Regions from separate parts of the Homo sapiens genome. Here region 1 is linked to region 2. Evidence: read pairs that join two places in POLR2A ChIA-PET (ENCODE). Cell type or tissue: PC-9. All regions are shown on one strand. Links, peaks and the distances in the headings refer to the core of each region. The heading gives the core; the rest is flanking DNA.

Region 1 (8,337 bases), core at 121-8,120, 150 kb before region 2:
GAGTTGTGCAAAGGCCCTGGGGCTCCTTCTAGCTGGAGGAATGCAAGGCTAGCTTGTCTGGAGCACTGAGAGGATGGCCTGAACTGAGTGGAGAGAGACAGACCAGGACCAAACCATGCAGAGGTCAAGGGCCACATTCACCTTTTCAGAGTGACTCAATCAAATTTGTAGTTTGTAAAAGTATTTTAACAGCTCTGCGGCAAAGTGCAAATGAAAAGTCTTGATGGCATGGACTGGAGCGGGGACAGTGGGGATGGAGAAAGGGGAATGGATTGTGGATGTGTTTAGAAGGTAGATTCGATGTGAAGGATGAATCTGGCTTGACCTTCTGGGTGGCTGATGGGCCATTTACTGAGATGGGGCAGCCTGGAAGAGGAACAGAAGCAGGGTCGGGGTGGAGGGAGAATACTAAACTTAGCTTGAGACATTTTGCAATAAGGAAGCTATATCTAGAGTGCTTATGTGACTCACCTAAGGCCACTCAACAAGTTTGTGGCAGAACTGGATTAGAACTGCACAGAAAACAGCCAAGCTGGGATTTGAACCCATGTAGTCCAACTCCAAGGCCTCTGCCCCTAACCACTGTGCCATACCACCTCCCAATAATCAACAGCAAAATTATAGGTCTAACAATGTTTTATAGACACCCCTCCATTTATGTGATGGGTTTGCATCCTGATAAACCCATCATAAGTTGAAAATATGATCATAAGTTGAAAATATGATCATAAGTCAAAAATGTATTTAATATACCTAACCTACCAAACATCATAGCTTAGCCTAGCCTGCCTTAAACATGCTCAGAACACTTACATTAGCCTACAGTGGGCAAAACTATCCAACACAAAATCTATATTGTAATAAAGTTGTAAAGAATTTTGAATAAAAATTCAATATTTGAAGTACAGTTTCTACTGAATGTCTTGTTTCATACTGTTGTAAAGTCAAAAATTGTGAATTGAATGATCACAGTTCGGGGACCATCTGCAATTAGCCCCAGTTATACGGGGAGACCAAGGAGACCAGGCACCTACTTGGTTGCAAGTGATGGAAATCCAGTTCAATAGCAAAGAAGGACATGATTGGTTTTCATAACTGGATTGAGATAAGGACAGGTGTGGTTGGGCCCAGGGTCAAACCCCATGGAGGTCTCTGTCCCTTTCTAACTCTCGTCTGTGTTTGCCCCAGCTTTATACTCAGGTGGGTTTTTGCCACTTGCCAGCAACATGATCCTCAATAATTCTAGGCTTAAATAGTCGTTAAGATTTGTAATCCCAGAGAAAGAGCCTTCCTGTCCCATCACTCACATAGCAAATCTCTGGAGGTCTCTGATTGGGCCTGTTCAGGCCACATGGTCCACTCTTGGCTCAGTCACTGTAAACAATGGGATGGGAGATGGCGCCACAATTGACCAGGTAGGCCTCATTACACAGAACGCTGTCTTGGACTGAGCTTTTGCACCAGTGGCCTCCTTGGCTTGGAATGCTTTTCCCCTAAATCTATATGGCTGTCTCTCTTGTTAAGATCTCAGCTCAAAGCATCCCTTCCTCTGAGAAACCTGACCCAACACCCAATCTAAAGTCACTCTTGGAGCTGGGCGTGGTGGCTCACACCTGTAATCCCAGCACTTTGGGAGACCAAGGCAGGCGGATCACTTGAGGTCAGGAGTTCAAGACCAGCCTGGCCAACGTGGCAAAACCCCATCTAGACTAAAACTACAAAAAATTAGCCGGGCATGGTGGCAGGCGCCTGTAGTCCCACCTGCTTGGGAGGCTGAGGCAGAGGAATCACTAGAACACAGGACGCAGAGGTTGCAGTGAGCCGAGATCATGCCACTGCACCCCATCCTGGGCAACAGAGAGTCAGACTCTGTCTCAAAAAAAAAAAAAAAAAAAAGTCATTCTCCAGTCACTCTGTATTAATCAGGATTCAGGTTCAGTGGATATAACAAAAGCCAAAATAATGATAGCTTGAGATGAAAATTTACTTCTAAGCAATCCAGGGCTGATATGTCAGCAATATGTTGTGAGGGGTCTCAGCTCTTGCCTTGTTCTGTCATCATCAACACATCTTGGCCTCCATCTCATGAACAAAGATGGCTGGTGCTGGGCACAGTGGCTCACACCTGTAATCCCAACACTTTGGGAGGCTGAGATGGGTGGATCACTCAAGTCCAGGAGTTTGAGACTAGCTTAGGCAACATGAGGAAACCACGTCTGTACAAAAAATACAGAATTATCTGGGTGTGGTCGTGCATGCCTGTAGTCCCAGTTACTCAGGAGGCTGAGGCAGGAGCGAGCCCAGGAGGTCAAGGATGCAGTGAGTGGTGATTGCGCCCCTGCACTCTAGCATGGGAAACAGCGTGAGACCCTATCTCAAAACCAAAACAAAACAAAAAAATGGCTGGGCCAGTTCCCATCATCAGGTCCTCTTTCCAGCCAGCAGGAAGAGAAGAGCAAATGGAGGGCATGACCCTTCTTTATAAAGTCATGACCCAAAAGTTGCACACATCATTTCTGTCTACACACCCTTGTCTCAAATTAGTCACATGGTCATGCCCAGTTGTAAGGGAGGCTGGAAATAGTCTAGTGGGCCAGCCATATGCTCAACTAAAACTCGGGAGTTCAGTTACTAAGGAAGATGGAGAGAATGGATAGTAAGGCAAATGGCCATTTTTACCTAATGGAGGTTCTTGGGATCACAGAAACAGTGGTCAGAATATTAAAGAAAAAAGATCCTTAGAGACTATCTAGTTAAACACTCTGATTTTATAGATGGGGAGACAGACCCAGAGAGGTGACCTGTCCAAAATTAGACAGCAATCTAGTCAGTGGCAGACCAAGGCTGGAATTCAGGTCTCTTAACTCCAAGCCCAGTGCTCAAAACTCGGGAAGGGGCTGGGCATGGTGGCTCACACCTGTAATCCCAGCACTTTAGGAGGCCGAGGTGGCAGGATTGCTTGAAACCAGGAGTTCAAGACCAGCCTGGGCAACAAAGCACGACCCCATTGCTACAAAAAAAATGTTTTTCAATTAAAAATAAAACTAGTGAAGGGATTCGTTTTAGAGGGACTTTAGCTTTATATGTATTATTTCTATTCATGTATTATATGTAACAAGGATATATTCATGTGTGGCTATGTAAATAAAAAATGAAAACTTAACCAATACATATATGAAAAGGTGTTATCTTCATTAGTGGAGAAAATTCAAGTTAAAACCGCAATGAGATACCACAATACATCCACAAAAATGCCTAATACTGGCTGGGTGCGGTGGCTCATGCCTGTAATCCCAGCACGTTGGGAGGCCGAGGTGGGCGGATCACGAGGTCAGGAGTTTGAGACCAGCCTGGCCAACATGGTGAAACCCCGTCTCTACTAAAAACACACACACACAAAAATAGTCAGGTGTGGTGGTGTGCGCTTGTAATCCCAGCTACTCGGGAGGTTGAGGCAGGAGAATTGCTTGAACCCAGAAGGCGGAGGTTGTAGTTAGCTGAGATCGTGCCACTGCGTTCCAGCCTGGGCAACAGAGGGAGACTCGAAAAAGAAAATGCCTAATACTAAAAGGACAATGGGACAATGTCAAGTGTTGAGAATGCAGAACAACTGGAACTCTCAGATATGACTGGTACACCCTTTCAAAATGCCTGGCTCCACAAGAACAAAAAAAAAAGAAAGAAAGAAAGAAAGAAAGAAAACAAAATGTCTAGCTCCAGCCTGGGCAACATAGTGAGACCATGTCTATACTAAAAAATAAAAACAAAAATAAAATTAGCGGGGCGTGGTGACACATGTCTGTGGTTCCCGCTACTTGGGAGGCTGAGGCAGGAGGATTGCCTGAGTCCAGGAGGTGGATGCTGCAGTGAGCCATGTTTGGCCTGCACTCCGGCCTGGGCTACAGAGGGAGATCCTGTCTGCAAAAAAAAAAAAAAAAGAAAAAGAAATGTCTGGCCCTATTTACCAAAGCTGAACATATGCATACCTTATGACCCTGTGATTCCACACCTAGGTATTACCCAACAGTATTTACCCAACATTACCTATGTTCATAAGACACATGTTCAACAGCATTCATAGCAGCATTTTATAATATATGTAATAAGGCCGGGCATGGTGGCTCATGCCTGTAATCTCAGCACTTTGGGAGGCTGAGGTGGGTGGATCACCTGAGCTTAGGAGTTCAAGACCAGCCTGGCCAACATGATGAAATCCCATCTCTACTAAAATACACAAATTATCCGGGCGTGGTGGCAGGCACCTGTGATCCCAGCTACTTGAGAGGCTGAGGCAGGAGAATTGCTTGAACCTGGGAGGTGGGAGGTTGCAGTGAGCCAAGATGGCGCCACTGCACTCCAACCTAGGCAACAGAGCGAGACTCTGTCTCCAAAAAAAAGAAAAAAGAAGTGTAATAAACAAAATTGGAGATAACCCAAATGTTCATCAACAGTAAAATGTGGTCTATTTATATAATAGAATATTAAAGGTGTGAGAATGGATTAACTACAACTACACATAGCAACACAGATGTATCAAACACAATTTTGAGCAAAAGAAGCAAGGCATAAAAAATACATGCTATATTATTCTGTTTATATACAGTTCAAAAACAAATAAAGTTTAACTATGCAGTTTGAAGTCAAGATAGTTACCCTTTTGGGTAGTAAGTAACTGGAAGTGGACAGGCTGTGGAGGGTTCTGGAAATTGTTCTTTTTCTTGGTCTGGGTGCTGGTTGCATGGGTATGTTCACTTTGGGAAAATTCACATTTTGCATATTGGGATACTGAGGCTCAGAGAGAAAAACAATTGAATGGAGAGCTCACAGACAGACAGATGGCAGAGCTGGGATCAGAACCTAAGGGGTTAGGTTTTCGGTGACCCTGAAAAGTAGACAGTATCAGACATTCTTGGATTCTGTGAAATGCAGTTGAACCTCTGGTCTCCCAGTTGCCCTTCCCACCCCCACTTCTGCTTCATGCTTATAACACAAAACCAGTTTTGCAAGTGAGTCGGGCTCTCTCTTGCAGGTCCAAAGTCTGTGACTCTGCACTTTGTGTTTCTTCCCAGGCCTGAACCCAGTGAACAGACCAACTTGGAACATAGGAGAAAGTTTTGTTTTTTTGTTTTTAAGAGTTGAAAGGAAGAAAATTAGGCCAGGCACAGTGGCTCATGCCTATAATCCCGGCACTTTGGGAGGCCAAGGTGGGTGGATCAGTTGAGGTCAGGAGTTCTAGACCAGTCTGGCTACACGGCGAAACCTCGTCTCTACTAAAAATACAAAAAATTACCCGGGCACAGTGGCGCACACCTGTAATCCCAGCTACTCAGGAGGCTGAGGCAGGAGAATTGCTTGAACCTGGAAGGCAGAGGTTGCAGTGACCCCAGATCGCATCACTGCACTCCAGCCTGGGTGACAGAGTAAGACTCTGTCTCACAAAAAAAAAAAAAAAAAAAAAGGGCCAGGCTCGGTGGCTCATGCCTGTAATCCCAGCACTTCGGGAGGCTGAGGCAGGTGGATCACCTGAGGTCAGGAGTTCAAGACCAGCCTGGCCAACATGATGAAATCCTGTCTCTACTAAAATACACAAATTATCTGGGCGTGGTGGCAGGCACCTGTAATCCCAGCTACTCGGGAGGCTGAGGCAGAAGAATCGCTGGAACCCAGGAGGTGGAGGTTGCAGTGAGCTGAGATGGCACCATTGCACTCCAGCCTGGGCAACAAGAGTGAAACTCCGTCTCAAAAATGGAAGAAAGAGAGAAAGAGACAGAGAGAGAGGGAGGGAGAGAGAGAGGGAGGGAGGGAGGGAGGAAGGAAGGGAGGAAGGGAGGGAGGGAAGAAGAAAGGAAAGAAAGAAAGGGAAGGGAAGGGAGGAGGGAGGGAGAAAGGAAGGAAGGAGAGAGAGAGAGAAAGAGAGAGAGAGAAGAGGGAGGGAGGGAGAGAAAGAAAGGAGAGAGAGAAAAGAGGGAGGGAGACAGAGAGAAAGAATGAAAAAAAAAGAAAGAAAGGAGGGAAGGAGGAAGAGAAAGAAAGAAAGAGAGGAAAGAAAGAAAATTAGATACATGTTTGTGTGCTGCTAGAAAACTGTGTCATAGCATAACCAAAACTGTCACCTCAGCAATCCCTGGGGAGTGAGATGGGGTGGGGAAGCCCTTCTCTCCCTGCCCCAAGGCTACTGCCCTTGTTCAGTAAGCAGGCTGAGGCCCCACACCCTTCTTTCCGGTTCCTCACCTGGAGTACTTTCCTTGATCTTAACCTGACAACCTCCTTCTCACCATTCAGATCTTTGTTCCTTCCTTGACCACCTCATCCAAAGAGATACCCTGTCACTGTTCATAAAATGATTGTTTTTACCGCTTCCACTTCTCTCTCTGAAATCACTTTGTTTATTTATCTACTCAATGGTTGTCTGCCCCTCCCATGCCCCATGCAGGCAGGAACCACCTTGTTTCCCACTGAATCCTCAGAGAAGGACAGGGGACACAGAGCCCACAGATGTTAGGTGGTCAATGAATGAGGTTGGGTGTTGGTGGGGGGCTGGCTTTTTATTTTGTACACGTTTGTATTTTGCATTATTATTATTATTTTTTGAGACAGAGTCTTGCTCTGTCACCCAGGCTGGAGTGCAATGCTGTGATGTCAGCTCACTACAACCTCTGCCTCCCAGGTTCAAACAATTCTTGTGCCTCAGCCTCCCGAGTAGCTGGGATTACAGGCACCTGCCACCATGCCCCACTAATTTTTGTATTTTTAGTAGAGATGGGGTTTCACCATGTTGGTCAGGCTGGTCTCAAACTCCTGACCTCAAGTAATCCACTGGTCTCGGCCTCCTAAAGTGCTGCAATTACAGACGTGAGCCACCACACCCAGCCTGTTATTATTTTTTAACAAGATGGGGTCTCACTTTGTTTCCTAGGCTGGTCTCATACCCCTGAGCTCAAGGGATCCTTCCACCTTAGCCTTCCAAAGTGCTAGGATTTCAGGCATGAGCCACTATGCCTAACCCTGAATATGTCTGTATTTTTTTTAATAGGAGAAAAAGCATATACATTTATTTGATCATAGTTTTTTTGTGACATGGGAGCCTTCAGAATGAAGAGCCACAGATACAGAGGAAACTGTCCATTTTTATGCTTAGGTTCAACGAAGTGTACATGGCCGTGTATGTAGGGAAAAGAGAGATCAGACTGTTATTGTGTCCATGTAGAAAAGGGAGACATAAGAAACTCCATTTTGACCTGTACCCTGAACAATTGCTTTGCCCTGAGATGCTGTTAATCTGTAACTTTGCCCCAACCTTGAGCTCACAGAAACATGTGTTGTATGGAATCAAGGTTTAAGGGATCTAGGGCTGTGCAGGATGTGCCTTGTTAACAAAATGTTTACAGGCAGTATGCTTGGTAAAAGTCATCGCCATTCTCCATTCTCGATAAACCAGGGGCACAATACACTGCGGAAAGCCGCAGGGACCTCTGCCCTGGAAAGCCTGGTATTGTCCAAGGTTTCTCCCCATGTGACAGCCTGAGATATGGCCTCGTGGGATGGGAAAGACCTGACCGTCCCCCAGCCCGACACCCGCGAGGGGTCTGTGCTGAGGAGGATTAGTAAAAGAGGAAGGCCTCTTGAAGTTGAGATAAGAGGAAGGCCTCTGTCTCCTGCCTGCCCCTGAAACTGAACGTCTCGGTATAAAACCCGATTATACATTTGTTCAATTCTGAGACAGGAGAAAAACCGCGCCGTGGCGGGAGGCGAGACATGTTGGCAGCAATGCTGCTTTGTTATTCTTTTCTCCACTGAGATGTTTGGGTGGAGAGAAGCATAAATCTGGCCTGTGTGCACATCCAGGCATAGTACCTTCCCTTGAACTTATTTGTGACTCAGATTCCTTTGCTCACATGTTTTCTTGCTGACCTTCTCCTCACTATCAGCCCGCTCTCCTATCGCATTCTTCTTGCTGAGATAGTGAAAATAGTAATCAATAAATACTGAGGGAACTCAGAGACCAGTGCCAGAGCAGGTCCTCCGTATGCTGAGCGCCGGTCTCCTGGGCCCACTGTTCTTTCTCCATACTTTGTCTCGGTGTCTTATTTCTTTTCTCAGTCTCTCGTCCCACCTGATGAGAAATACCCACAGGTGTGGAGGGGCAGGCCACCCCTTCACATGTAGAAACAGGATTGCACAAAACGCTAATAGACTGAATAGAGAAACCCACCAAGACCCATCTGTGTAGATTCTTCTTGGCCTCTCTGTGCAGTGTTCCTTCCTCCAGGGTATGCGGCAAGACCCTCTCAAAGGGGCCTGGGTGGTGGGGGCTGTCTTATGACCTGTCTTGCCTAA
Region 2 (8,337 bases), core at 233-8,232:
AGACTAATTCATCTTTAGAGCCTATTTCGGTCTGAAAAGTTTAGGTACATATAAGAATAGTTTCAGTGAGGGCCGGGTGTGGTGGCTCATGCCTGTAATCCCAGCACTTTGGGAGGCCAAGGTGGGCGGATCACGAGGTCAGGAGATTGAAACCATCCTGGCTAACACGGTGAAACCCTGTCTCTACTAAAAATACAAAAATTAGCCGGGCGTGGTGGCAGGCACCTGTAGTCCCAGCTACTCGGGAGGTTGAGGCAGGAGAATGGCGTGAACCCGGGAGGTGGAGCTTGCAGTGAGCCGAGATCGCACCACTGCACTCCAACCTGGGCGACAGAGTGAGACTCCATCTCAAAAAAACAAACAAACAAAAAACAACAAAAAAAGAATAGTTTCAGTGAGAAACAAATGCACACTTGACTTGTCGAAATGCACTCTGAATAATAGGGCTGGGCGCAGTGGCTCACACCTGTAATCCCAGCACTTTGGGAGGCCAAGACGGGCAGATCACTTGAGGCCAGGAGTCTGAGACCAGCCTGGCCAACATGGCAAAACGCTGTCTCTACTAAAAATACAAAAACTAGCCAGGTTTGGTGGCGTGCACCTGTAATTCCAGCAACTCAGGAAGCTGAGGCACGAGAATTGCTTGAACTTGGGAGGCAGAGGTTGCAGTGAGCCGAGATTGCGCCACTGCACGCTAGCCTGGGCGACACAGCAAGACTGTCTCAAAACAAAACAAAACAAAAAAATGAAACGCATTCTGAATAATGATTGATATACTTTAGCCATTCTAACATTTCAGTGGCTTTAACATTGATTAAACACATTCCAGAACATACTGTTCATATTACTTTCCAGAACCAATCTTAAACAATCATCTGCTCTGAGAGGCACCTTGCCAAAGCAGAAACAGCAAGGGCAAGAGCCCACTCTGTTCTCAGAGTCAGGCTGCTCACTGTTGCAGGGCATTGCCGTCTTTTTTCCCCCATAAAGTAAGTATATTTTATTTAATTGTTACCCAGAACAGTAACTATTGCCAGTACTCCAGGAGCTCCCCTCCTGCCTCTCCCAGTCATGCTTCCTCCTCCTCTCCGGGGGGATCTTCTCTCCTGACTTCTAAAATCATACACAGTCTTCTGTGATTTTGAAATTTATATAAATGGAAGCAGAAAGAATGTACTATTGTGTCTGGGTCCTTTGCTCAACATAATTTTTGGGAGGTTCATCCATATTGTGTGTAGCAGCAGTTTGTTATTTTTCATTGCTCTATAGTTTCCTTTGAATCAATATGCAACTTAACTTTTCATTTCTGCTCTTGGCATCTAAACTGTTTTCAGGGTTTTTAATAACACTGCTGTGAACATTTGCAAATACTTTCCCTCCCCAAGATTGGTCACATTCTTCTCAGCACTTATTAGAGTCAGTCTACTTAATTTTAGCCATTCTGGTGGGTATAAATTGAACTTTAATTTGCATCTTCCTAATGACTATTGAAGTGGAAACTTTTTCATACATGTATTGGCTTTTGGATATCCTTTCTTTTGTTAACTATTTGTTCAAGTTTGTGGCTTATTTTTCTGTGAGGTCTTTTTCTTACTGATTTGCAAAGGTTCTTTACATATTCTGGATGAGTCTTCTATCATCACACACATTGCAAATATCTTCTCCCAGTCTGTGGCTTCCCTTTTCATTTCTTTTATTGTGTCTTTAGATGAACGAACAGAAGTTTTTACTGTTAATGTAGTCTATTTATCATGCTTTATTTGTTATCCTAAGGGGCACTGCCATCCTTAAAACTCGTAACAAGTTACAAAAACTTTGTAAGGATAATAAGTACACGTAAAACTGGGATAAAAATCTCACAACAGTATGAATATCAAATGTAAAAATACATATTGAAGAGACTGCCATGTTAATAACATATATAGTAAACAATAAATGTTAATTACTTTCCTAACTCAAGTGCTTCTCAAAGTGTGGTCCAAGGACCACCTGGATCAGAATCATCAGGGAAGTTTGGGTAAAAATAAAAATTATGGACCCTATGCCACACCACTGAATCACCTCTTAGGGAGTAGGGCCTCAAAATTTAGGTGCTTATCAAGTTCCATGGACAATTCTTATGCATGCTAAAGCTTGAGAACCACAGTTCTGAATTACAGAGATGTACAACATAGATACTTAGTACACAGAATCTAAGAACTGGATGTTCAACAAGTGAGAGCTAAAAAAAAAAAAAAAAAAAAAAAAAAAATGATGGCCAGGAGCGGTGGTTCATGCCTGTAATCCCAGCACTTTGGGAGGCTGAGGTGGGTGGATCACTTGAGGTCAGGAGTTTGAGACCAGCCTGGCCAACATGGTGAAACCCCATCTCTACTAAAAATACAAAAATTAGCTGGACGTAGCGGTAGGTGCCTATAATCCCAGCTACTCAGGAACCCGGGAGGCAGAGGTTGCAGTGAGCCAAGATCACGCCACTGTACTCCAGCCTGGGTGACAGAGCAAGACTCAGTCTCAAAAAATAAAAAAAAAAAGTCAAACAAAAAGACAAATATTGCATGTTCTCAGTCATAAGTGGGAGCCAAAAAAGTTGATCCTACGGAGGTAGAGAGTAGAACAGTCACCAGAGGCTGGGAAGGGTGTATATGTGTGTACTCAAGGTGGGGTGAGGGTGGGATTGAAGACAGATGGGTTAACAGAACAAATAGATGCTTAGATAGAAGGAGTAAGTTCTAGTGTTTGACAGCACAGAAGGGTGACTATAGTCAACAACAATACACTGTATATTTCAAAATAATTAGAAGATTTGAAATGTTCCCAATACAAAGAAATGATAAATGCTGAAGGTGATGGATATCCTAAATACCCTGATTTGATCATTATACATTGTGCAATTATTAATTATTGTGCCCATAAATATGTGCAATTATTATGTATCAGTAATAAAGAAAAGAAAGCCAAGATTCAACCAGGAACTAAAATAATGCATTTGTTTATTTTGAAATTCCAAAAAGGTCACAGAGTTAGCCCAGTCTCACATAAAATTTGCACAGACCACCACCTAATAATCAAAGAACTTGGGGGTTAACACTGAATTTAATACCAAATCACTCGTCTTTGGGATTTGAGAGAGGTTTTCTAACGCACTGTGTAAGTAAAATCTCTAAATCCCAGAGGGAGGGGAAATTAAATATTTTTGTAGTTTTATTTTTGTAGACTAGTTGTGAAATACAGGGATTGAACTACCAGAAAGACAGACCTCAAACAGGAAGTACACCGTTTTGCTGAGACTTTTACATTTGTTCCCAGCTGACCTCTCCAGGGTTTGTCAACTGTCTTTCTGAGATTGGGATTCGATCTGAGATCCTGAATAGCCCACCAAAAACAAAAAAACACAAGGAGGAAGCTGTGGGTAGAAAAGATATTTCCCCTTTCTTTATTATGGCAGCTATTCAAATACACAAGGAGATCTACTCATTCTCTAACCGGTAAAACTGTACCTACTGGTTGTGGGCCCTTTGGCAAATTACTTAATATCTTCTTGCCTCAGCTCTAAAATTGGGAAAATAAAACTAACCTATTTCATAGGATTGTTTTAAAGAATTATTAGCAGGAGTTCACTGAGGCCACAGCACAGTGGTTAAGAGGGTAAGTTAGTTTCCTCTAAACTAAGGATGTTTATAGCAACTACCTCTTGACAGTATACACTTAAACACTTACTTAAGCACAGTGTCTAAACACAGGAAGTTCTTGATAAATACTCATTTTTACTTCTCAATCTACTGTTCTCTCTATATATGGTATAAGTGCAATTCCTCAAATCCTTGATTTGTCCACCAACTACCCCATAGCTAACACTTCTTCCTTATGTCTGCTGTTCTTTTTTTTTTGAGACAGAGTTTCACTCTCGTCACCCAGGCTGGAGTGCAGTGGTGCGATCTCGGCTCACTGCAACCTCCACCTCCTGGGTTCAAGTGATTGTCCTGCCTCAGCCTACCAAGTGGCTGGGATTATGGGTGCCCGCCACCACACCTGACTAGTTTTTTTTTTTTTTTTTTAATTTTTAGTAGAGATGGGGTTTCACCATGTTGGCCAGGCTGGTCTCAAACTCCTGACCTCAGGTGATCCACACGCCTTAGCCTCCCAAAGTGCTGAGATTACCAGTGTAAGCCACCGTGCCTGGCCATCTCTGCTGTTCTTGATTTGGGAGCTTGCAGGGGTGTGCAAATGAATCTAACCCATTTAAATTTACCGACAGAGATGGCCTTTATCTATGTTGAATCAGGTGGTCAGTCATTTTTTTCAATTTGATTCCCATCTGTATCACATTTTCTTTGAAATGTTTTAAAGTTTCTGGCTTCTTTCTCCCTGTTTTCTGACTATAAATAATGCTTCTTCATATTCCTATGATAATTTCACTAGGATTTTGGGAAGGAAAAGAGATGAGTTCAAAACGCCATCTTGAAATGGAAATAATGATACATTATACTAGGTTTTTGTCCATCTTTTCTATGTTCCAATTTTGTAAGAGTAGTAGCAATTCTAAGCTATAACATAGAACCATGTATTCTGTGGTATTGCTAAAAACATAACGAAGGAACTGTTTTCAGGGCTACTTTCTAGAAAGTTTGTAAGCTTTTACAAGTTGCCCAAATAATAGGAAGAAGTCCAGTGAGGCACCTAGTTTCAACTACCCAGCAGCAATTTTCCCTGGGAATATGGCATTGAAGAAAACATTTGGAAAGGTAGGACTGCCTAAGTGAGCTGCATGTTAGACCATATAATTCTGTTATCTGTAACTTTACAGGAGTTATAGTCCACATGTGGGCCTGGCTATCGCCTATCCCAGAGTTTATCAGAACTCTTCCACAGAGATACTATGAGTACTTAACGTATGGCCCATAGACAAGTTTTTAAAATCTAAAATAAAAAAAAATCAACACTAATCAAACTCTATCTTCTAAATGTCCAATAAGCTAGAGTTCATATTCATCTAATATTCACTTTGATCTTGATGATTTCATACACATAAAATGGAATTCATGTGAATAAAAAGATACATGTGTATTTTGAATTATACATTCCAATGCTGTTCCTACCAGGTGTGCCTAACTCCACAGCTACCACTAATGCATAACTAAATAAATAATTTCCCCATTTTTTTTTTTTTTGAGACAAGATCATATTCTGTTGTCCCGGCTGGAGTGCAGTAGCATGATTACAGCTCACTGCGGCCTACACCTCCTGGGCTCAAGTGATCCTCCCACCTCAGCCTCCAGAGTAGCTGGGAACATAGGTACATACCATTATGCTCAGCTAATTTTAAAACTTTTTGTAGAGAAGGGGTCTCCCTATGTTGCCCAGGCTGGTCTTGAACTCCAGCCCTTAAGTGATTCTTCTGCCTCAGTCTCCCAAAATGCTCGGATTACAGGTGTAAGCCACCGTACCCGGCCCCCAATTTTTAAGCGCAACACAAAGAATGGCAGCAGGAGCCAGAAAGATAGGTGTGTGTGCGCATTTACTTAAACATAGGCAGACACAGACTCCTCTTCAAGATAATTTACTTGGTCTCTTGTCCTTTCCTGAACCAAATTAAGCATGCAAAGGGATGGCTTGATAGGTGTGTCAAGGCTGAGCAGGGAAAAGGAAGGATATGGCACTTGAGAGGGGAGCAAAGTGAGGTCAGATCACTTTGACATCTACCTCAATTCAACTCAACAAGTATTATGAAGTACCCTCTGCCCCAGAGGCTATAGGGAATTCAGAGATGGAAAGGATGGAGGCTCTGGCTTAAACTTGCTATTGAACAGGGAAAATTTCACAAATGGCTTATTGTACCTAGAAAGAGAATGAGGGAGGTGAGATGGGGAGAAAAGAAAAGTTAGTAGGTTATAGTCAAGAAAGCATGAGGGGCTGATACAATTCTGATCTGCTTTATGGTCCCTAGCTTCCCCAAAAGACTAGTGACTATAGTAAACAATGTTATTGTGGCTATTTCAAAATATCTAGAAGAGAGAATTCTGAATGTTCTTACCATAAAGAAATGATAAATGTTTGAGGTGATGTATACGCTAAACACCATCGTTTGATCATTATGCAATTTATATACGTATTAAAATATCACACTGTACCCCATAAATATGTACAATTATTATGTATTAATTAAAAACAAAACAGGCAGGGTACAGTGGCTCATGCCTATAATCCCAGAACTTTGGGAGGCTGAGGTGGAAGGATCTCTTGAGTCCAGGAGTTCAAGACCAGCCCGGGCAACATAGTGAGGCCTTGTCTCCTCAAAAAATCAAGAAAAGTAGCCAGGCGTGGAGATGCATGCCTGTAGTCTCAGCTATAGGCTGAGGCCATAGGATCTACTTTTGTACTACTTTGGTAGGCTGAGGCAGGAGGATAGCCTGAGCCAGGGAGGTTGAGGCTGCAGTGAGCTGAGATCGCGCCACCGCACTCCAGCCTGGGCGACAGACCAAGACTCTGTCTCTCAAACAAACGAACAAACAAACAAATCCCCAAAAGATTAGTAATTGTTATGGTATCATACACTTTGTAAAGTTATCACACACCTCATAACCATCCAAAAATTTGGGAAGACAGTAAAACACAGACAGAGGCAGATATTTGTTAGGCTCTCTTTGTTTCATCTTTCCATCTTCACTCCCTACATAAATTGTAATAAAGAGCAAATCTTCTGAATCCTCTACTTGGTAAATGCTAGTAAACATAGTTGGGAGACAGTCTCCTTTTGTTCTGAGTTTATAATATTCACCTTGCAAATAGCTTGAATAGTATTATACTGAAAAGCAATAGAAAAATCTACAAGACCATGATGCAGGTGACTTTAGTGAAGTCTGCAATTCAACATAATTTTGGAGAGATTACCTATTCTTGGCTCTTACTTAAGACTTAGTTCTGAATAGTAAGAGATAAAAATTAAGATATTACCAAGAAAATGATACTTTTTCTTTTCCACTAATCATTTTCAGTTAAAGTCTCATAGAAGATCAAAACTAGAACAGTCATCAGTCTGCCCACATTCTTTAACACAGTAATCCCACTTCTAAATATTCATTCTACAGATAAACTGGCACATATGTGAAATGTGTATGTACAAAGTTACTTATAACAGGAGTGTTTGTAATAGCAAAATATTAAAAATACAACCTAAATGTTCATTGATAGGGCACTGATTAAATGAGTTATCATATTTTCATACAATGGAATACTTAGCAGAATAAGAATGAGAACGATCATATATATTGATATAGAATGATCTGTAAGACGTATTATGAAATGAAATAAAAGCAGAATATACTGTATGCTATAATTTGTAAAAAACTTAAAAAGGAAACAGAGTATGTTCATGTTATTTTTATACACCTATACTATCTGCAGGGGAGTTGGGGGGAAACAACAAAGTTGTTGGTTGAGCCTGGGAGGCAAAATAGGACCGTGGTCCCTAAGGAGAGCTGGTCAGAAGTGGGTAGGAGTAAATGAAATACTTTTCACTGAATATCCTTGTGTACTTTTTGAATTACAAACCATATGAATATATTTCCTATTTAAAAAATTAAATTATCAGTCAGGCGCAGTGGATCACGCCTATAATCCCAGCACTTTGGGAGGCCATGGCGGGCGGATCACCTGAGGTCAGGAGTTCAAGACCAGCCTGACCAACATGGAGAAACGCCATCTCTACTAAAAATATAAAATCAGCCGGTCGTGGTGGCACATGCCTGTAATCCCAGATACTAGGGAGGCTAAGGCAGGAGAATCACTTGAACCCAGGAGGCAGAGGTTGCAATGAGCCGAGATCACACTATTGCACTTCAGCCTGGGCAACAAGAGCGAAACTCCAACTCAAAAGAAAAAAAAAAGTATCATCAAATCCAACTCCTTTATTTTACAGATGTGGAAACTGAGGCTTATGTTATTAAATGATGACACTAACATTCTTTAGTTAGGTGAATCCATAACATCTGCTTCTGATAGAAGGCTCCATAACACTAGACTAACCGCTTTCTCCAGCCCCATTTCTCCGGATGGCTTGCTGGGAAGCAGCTAAGCAGGATGGGTTTCTGAGCTTTACATATCCTGTTCTGGTGGCAAATAACATAGAAGCTCCTATTTCTCTTGCCCACTCCCACCCTTCTGTACAAAGAAGATCAAGTGTACAACTACATTCTTCCAAAGGCCTTTACAAAAGCTTTTATTTGCCTGGTTCTAATAGGACAACTCAAATTTGATATGTCAAACAAACAAACTGAAAAGGTCTTTTAGTTATGTAATGATAACAGGGCCTAAGTCCAATGGGGAGTGGATCTCCCAGCT

The links. ChIA-PET counts read pairs that join two places held together with the same protein. Peaks named below come from ENCODE experiments on the same cell type or tissue, not always from the same donor. Only the 100,000 strongest peaks of a DNase experiment are listed, where the experiment ranks them.
Region 1: POLR2A ChIA-PET joins it to region 2 with 29 read pairs; 5 of 35 experiments call an interaction of 5 or more read pairs at or near these places.

Annotation. Positions count from the first base shown.
Region 1 is chr9:113,378,882-113,387,218 of GRCh38, reverse strand. ALAD (aminolevulinate dehydratase) reads left to right here. Exons shown (of 12, transcript NM_000031.6): 12 at 1-907. Among named protein-coding and RNA genes, the nearest start is that of HDHD3, 6.1 kb to the right of the region's middle. RefSeq lists an enhancer at 6,067-6,126. In PC-9, for the core only: no CTCF peak of the experiment used is centred there; DNase peaks (open chromatin) are centred at 4,038, 5,008 and 6,148; H3K27ac peaks cover 2,754 bases.
Region 2 is chr9:113,228,395-113,236,731 of GRCh38, reverse strand. All of the region lies in intron 1 of SLC31A1 (solute carrier family 31 member 1), which reads right to left. LOC107987119 (a long non-coding RNA gene) reads left to right here. Exons shown (of 3, transcript XR_007061737.1): 3 at 1-1,954. Among named protein-coding and RNA genes, the nearest start is that of SLC31A1, 11 kb to the right of the region's middle. In PC-9, for the core only: no CTCF peak of the experiment used is centred there; a DNase peak (open chromatin) is centred at 3,501; H3K27ac peaks cover 1,082 bases.